Regions from separate parts of the Homo sapiens genome. Here region 2 is linked to region 1. A link is an interaction called in ENCODE POLR2A ChIA-PET data of the cell type or tissue named here. Cell type or tissue: GM12878. All regions are shown on one strand. Each heading gives the region's core, and the rest is flanking DNA. Links, peaks and the distances in the headings are about the cores only.

Region 1 (2,926 bases), core at 140-2,639:
CTTAGTATATGATAGAAAAAGTCCTCCCTCCTATTATGTCCTTCAAGATTATCTTGGCTTTCCTTGGTCCTTTGCATCTTCATGTAAATTTTTGAATCAGCTTGTCAGTTGTGACAAAACTTTCCTTACAAATTTTAGAATCCATTGGGATTTTGTTTAGTATTATACTGAAGTGGTATGCCTGTTTTGGAGAATTGGTATTTGTTATTCATTATGTTGAATTGTGTCACCTAAAAAGATATGTTGAAGTCCTAACCCTTAGAATGGGACCTTATTTAGTCATATAGGATTGTTGCAGATGTAATTAGTTAAGATGAGGCCACACTGAAGGAAGGTGGGCGCTTCATCCATTATGACTGGTGTCCTTAAGAGAGGAGAAGATATGAAGACATACACATTGGAGGAGAACCCCATGCGATGATGGAAACAGAGATTGAAGTACTGCAGTTGCAAGCCAAGGAATGCTAAGGATTGTTGATAACACCAAAAGCTAAGAGAGGCAAGGAAAGATTCTCCCATATAGGTTTCAGAGAAAGCATGACCCTACCGATCTTTAATTTTAGACTTCTAGCCCCAAGAATGGTGATATAAATTCTGTTTGTTTTTTTTAAACCTAGTTTGTGGTACTTTATTAAAGCAGCCTTAGGAAACTAATAACAGCATTCTGTGGGGTTGAATCTTTCAATCCATAAAAATGATATATTCCTCCATTTATTTTGGTGTCTGTAATTTATCTTGATGCTTTATAGTTTTTAAGTGTAGATATTGCACACCTCTTTGTTAGATTTATTCTAGGCATTTAATATTTCATGTCATTTTAAATGTAAATTTTTATTTTCTAATTGTTTTCAGTGTAAATATAGAAATACAATTATTTTTGTATGTTGGTCTTGAAGCTAGCACCCTTGCTGAATTATTAATTAAACTAATTAATTCTAATAGTCTAGCCATTTTTCTTACTTTCTGTTTCCAGCTATGTAGAGAATAATGACCATTTTATTTCTTTCCAATTATATAACTTATTTCTTTTTCTTGCCTATTGCAGTGGCTAAAACCTGTAGTAATATGTTGAATGGAAATGGTGATATTGGGCATCTATATCTTCCTGTTATGTTGCTTTCAACATAAAATTATTGAATATTATATTTACTTTAAGATGTTTGTAGTTACCTGTGGAAGGTTAAATATGGCCATAAAGTTGTTACAACTTTTCCCATCAAGAGGAGTCTTTAGTGTGCAGATGGCAGATTTAAAAACAAAGAGAGAGAGAGGGAGTCTGTGATAGTTAATTTCATGTGTCAACTTGAATCTGTAGGCTCAGTAAAATAGAATGTCCTCCCAATATAGAAAAGCATTATCCAATCCACTGAAGGCCAGGCCAGAATAGAACAAAAGGTGGAGGAAGGAGGAATTTGCCCTCTCTCTCGCTCTTTTTTTTTTTTTCCTGCCTCACTGTCTGAGCTGAAACATCCCCTCTTATCTTCTCCTGCCCTCGTACTAGGATTTATACCATCAGCTCCCCTGCTTCTCAGACCTTTAGACTCAAATTGAATTACACCACTGGTTTCCCTGGGTCTCCAGCTTGCAGACAGCAGATTGTGGGACTTCTTCGCCTCCATATCATGTGAGCCAATTCTTCATAATAATAAATCTTCGTATCCTATTAGTTCTGTTTCTCTGGAAAACCCTGACTAATACATAGTCTTTTTTCCTACCTGTTGTTTCTTGACTGGGCTTGTGAATTATTTTGACTGACAAAATGTTATAGAAGTGATACCATATGAGTTCCTAAGCATAGGCCTCTATTGTCCTTGGGGCTTCTGCTTACGCTGTCATAGAACACTCCTACCACCATGTCAAAGTTAAATGGGATAACTGCTGACTGATGAGAAGTCACATATGGAGAGTGACCCCATGGCCAGCACCAAGGCCCCATACATATGAGTGAAGCCATCTTATATCCTCCAGATTACTAGATGATTACAGCATCTGTTGTTATATAACAAAACACCCCTTTGTAGATAACTGTTAGAGAACTGATATCTAGAAATGGGATACTGCCATAACTAAAACATAAAACATGTGGCATTGATGTTGGGACCAGGCAGCAGGCAGAGCCTGGAAAGACAGCAAGGAGGCTTTGAGTGGAGGTTAGAAGAGCAGTGAGGAAACTTATTAAAGCCTGGAGAGAGAACAACCAGTGTGATGCGTTGGCAGAATGTTTGGCAGCACTGTCATCTGTGATAACTTAGAAGCTAGGAGACATACTTAATGACCTTCTGGATCTGCCTTAGGAGATTCCCATGCAGAATGTTAAAAGCGTTTGCTGATTTCTTTTAACCACGTAGGATGTTGTATTGCAAAAGAGAAATAAGCCAAAGAAGAAATTATTCAATTTTCAAGCAGAAATGAGACAAAATGTAAAGGACTTAGTGAGTAAAGGACTAAGGACTTAGCAAAAGATCACCAAAATAAGAAATGGCTTCAGAGCAAAGATCAAATTTAGGAAATTGCAAGTTAAATGAGGCCTCAGATCAAATCAAGAGTGCAGCTGTAAGACTTCGTAAGGAATTAGGCAGTGCCTTGTAGACCATCTCACCTAGACAGAAGGACTTCGGAGAAACATAAGGGCATTGCACTACAGCAATCAGACACATCCAAAGTAGAGAGACTTCTGTCTCAGAAAGAAGTATGGATGTGGTTTGGGGGGTATGGTGTGAATCCAAGTAATATTCATAAAATACCCGCAAAGTTTTAAAGAGAAGTATATTGGCAAAAGTGAAACTATAGATTGTAAGGGGCAAAGACAGTTTGAAACAAAAAGGATCCCTGGGCCCTCAACTTTCTGTGGGTGGAAAGAAACTGAAAAAGCTACTCAACTACAAATATGGACTGTTTCTTATGGAAAATGCTTTCTCAGGGTGTA
Region 2 (2,926 bases), core at 283-2,782, 190 kb after region 1:
TTGAACAAAGAATGGAACAAAATGCACAAACAAAGCAGCAAAAGAATGAAGCAATGAAAGCACAGATTTATTGAAGTGAAAGTACACTCCACAGAGTTGGAGACCACTGGAGCAAGAGCCCTGATTGTAATGTTCCTTGGGATTTTTATTGAATTAAAAGAGCATGGTAACACCCCTAAGTACCCTTTAGAGACCTCTGATTTGTATAGGTTATATCCTACACAAATGAAGACTTCTGCCCAGGACCAGTCAGAGGGAGGATTCTGCCCAGGACCAATCAGAGGCATCCTGCCTGTGATGCATATGCAAATGAAGGTTTCAGAATAGACCAATTACAGACATTCCTGTTCAGGATGTAGGGGAGGAGAGGTTCAGAAAGTGGGGGACATTTGGTCCCTCATTACTTTGTTGTGGAAAGGTGGGGTTTTCCTCTTAGTCCACTTCCAAGAAGGCAACCATGGGTTGGCCTTAGGCTTCCTGTCTCCAGACCCTATTCTCCCACCTCAGTCCTACAATGTCCCTGGAACTAGGCTAGACATCAACAGATATGATCTTACTGAATCTTCCCAGGAACTTACAAGATGGGTGTCGTTGTTCCTACTTTACAGATGAGGAAACAGAAGTTAGGAGAACAGCTAACTTGCCCAGCTCACCCAAGGAGGCACTGTGCTAAGTATGCAGCAAGGGAAACAGGTTACCTGTTTCCTGTAAAAATCACCCTGGGAATTTTTACAATCTAGTGAAAACACAGACACACAAATGACTAAATAGAGAACAAAGAAAATAAGTAGAAAGGTAAAGGGACAAATAAAATGCCCAGAGAGCCTACAGAAAGGGACATTTTATCCTGACTTGGTGAGGGACAGGTGTTTGTGCTGAATCCTAAAGGACAAGTAGGATTTTTTTTGTTTTGTTTTTTGAGACAGAGTTTTGTTCTGTCACCCAGGCTGGTGTGCAGTGGCGCCATCTCAGCTCACTGCAACCTTCGCCTCCTGAGACCAAGCGATTCAGGCACCCACCATCACGCCTTGCTAATTTTTGTATTTTTAGTAGAGATGGGGTTTCACCATGTTGGCCAGGCTGATCTTGAACTCCTGACCTCAGGTGATCCGCCTGTCTTGGCCTCCCAAAGTGCTGAAATTATAGGTGTGAGCCACTGCGCCTGGCCCAACAAGTAGGATTTTAACAGAATGAAAAGGGGTTCCCAGAATGTGGCTTGAGCAAAATCATAGAAGTGTGAAAGTGTATTTTGTGTGCGGAGTACAACAAATGTCATTGTGGTTAGAACACAGAGAAGGCAGAACAAAAAGGGGTAATACCGCCAGATCATGAATGGTCTTGAAGGCCATGTTGTGGAGTGTAGACTTGTTTCTGAATGCAGGAAATATATAAGCAGAAATGAGGACAAAAATATTATGTCAATGCCTGGTTTAGAGCAATGATTCTCAAGGATTCCTGATTCTGGAGAATCCTTGAGACCTTTTCAGAGGGTTTATGAGGTCAAAACTATTCTTACAGTAATGATGATAATAGTTATACTACCTTATTTGCCTTTAAAAATTGTGATAAAAATAACAAAATGTACCATCTTTGTACATTGAAAAATTTTAAATTTTATTTATTTATTTTTTTAGAGATGGGGTCTTGCTATGTTTACTAAGCTAGGGTACAGGCATGATCATAGTGCACTACAGCTCCAAACTTCTGGCCTCAAGTGATCTTCCTGCCTCAGCCTCCCGCGTAGCTGGGACTACAGACAGTATTTGTTGCCAATAATAAATCCAAGCTTTCACATAAAATTAGAAGTTTGGAAAAGTTGTATTTGCCATCATGAGGTTGACAGCTTTGTGATACTGAAGGTTTTTATTATATTAATAAGGTTGATTGTGATATTAATGAATAACACTTTTAAACATCTATAATGATATATGCACCACTGCATCCAGCCTACGTTTGTACATTTTTAAGTGTATAATTCAGTAGTGTCAAGTAGATTCACATTATTGCACAACAGATCTCTAGAACTTTTTTCATCTTCCAAAACTGAAAATCTATACCCATTAAACAACTCTTCATTTTCCCCCTCTGCAAGCCTCTGGCAGCCACAATCCTACTTTATCTTTCTGGGTATTTTACTACTTTGGACACCTTTTAAAAGGAGCCTTTCTGAACCTATTCTGGTTTGGGGCTTCCTTGCTACATTTGTGTTTTGTTTTGTTTTGTTTTGTTTTGAGACAGTCTTACATTGTTGCCCAGACTGGAGTGCAGTGATGTGATCTTGGCTCACTGCAACCTCTGCCTCCCAAGTTCAAGTGATTCTTCTGCCTCTGCCTCCCAAGTAGCTGAGATTACAGGTGCCTGCCACCACGACTGGCAAGTTTTTGTATTTTTAGTAGAGATGGGGTTTCACCATGTGGGTCAGGCTGGTCTCGAACTCCTGACTTCAAGCAATCCACCTGCCGCGGCTTCTTAAAGTGCTAGGATTACAGACTTTTTTTATTATGCTTGGATATACAGCATATACAGATATATAGTTTATTTGAGATTGATAAACTTTTTTAAAAAAATCTCATATAATTGGAATCATATAGAAGCTGTCTTTTTGTAGCTGGCTTATTTCACTTAGCATAATGTCCTCAAGATTCATCCATGTTGTAGCATGTGTCAGAATTTCCTTTTTAGGCCAGACACAGTGGCTCATGCCTGTAATCCCAGCACTTTGGGAGGCCGAGGCGGGTGGATAACCTGAGGCCAGGAGTTCGAGGCCAGCCTGGCCAACGTGGAGAAACCCTGTCTCTACTAAAAACACAAAAATTAGCAGGACATGGTGGCAGGTGCCTGTAATCTCAGCTACTTGGGAGGCTGAAGCAGGAGAATCACTGGAACCTGGGAAGCAGAGGTTGCTATCAGCCGAGATGGCACCACT

The links. ChIA-PET counts read pairs that join two places held together with the same protein. Peaks named below come from ENCODE experiments on the same cell type or tissue, not always from the same donor. Only the 100,000 strongest peaks of a DNase experiment are listed, where the experiment ranks them.
Region 2: POLR2A ChIA-PET joins it to region 1 with 6 read pairs; 2 of 35 experiments call an interaction of 5 or more read pairs at or near these places.

The regions. Positions count from the first base shown.
Region 1 is chr1:35,035,305-35,038,230 of GRCh38, forward strand. LOC124903990 (a long non-coding RNA gene) reads left to right here. Exons shown (of 2, transcript XR_007065739.1): 2 at 1,502-1,666. Among named protein-coding and RNA genes, the nearest start is that of ZMYM6, 4.8 kb to the left of the region's middle. In GM12878, for the core only: no CTCF peak of the experiment used is centred there; no DNase peak of the experiment used is centred there.
Region 2 is chr1:35,229,491-35,232,416 of GRCh38, forward strand. No RefSeq gene overlaps it. Among named protein-coding and RNA genes, the nearest start is that of ZMYM4, 38 kb to the right of the region's middle. In GM12878, for the core only: no CTCF peak of the experiment used is centred there; a DNase peak (open chromatin) is centred at 1,241; H3K27ac peaks cover 1,306 bases.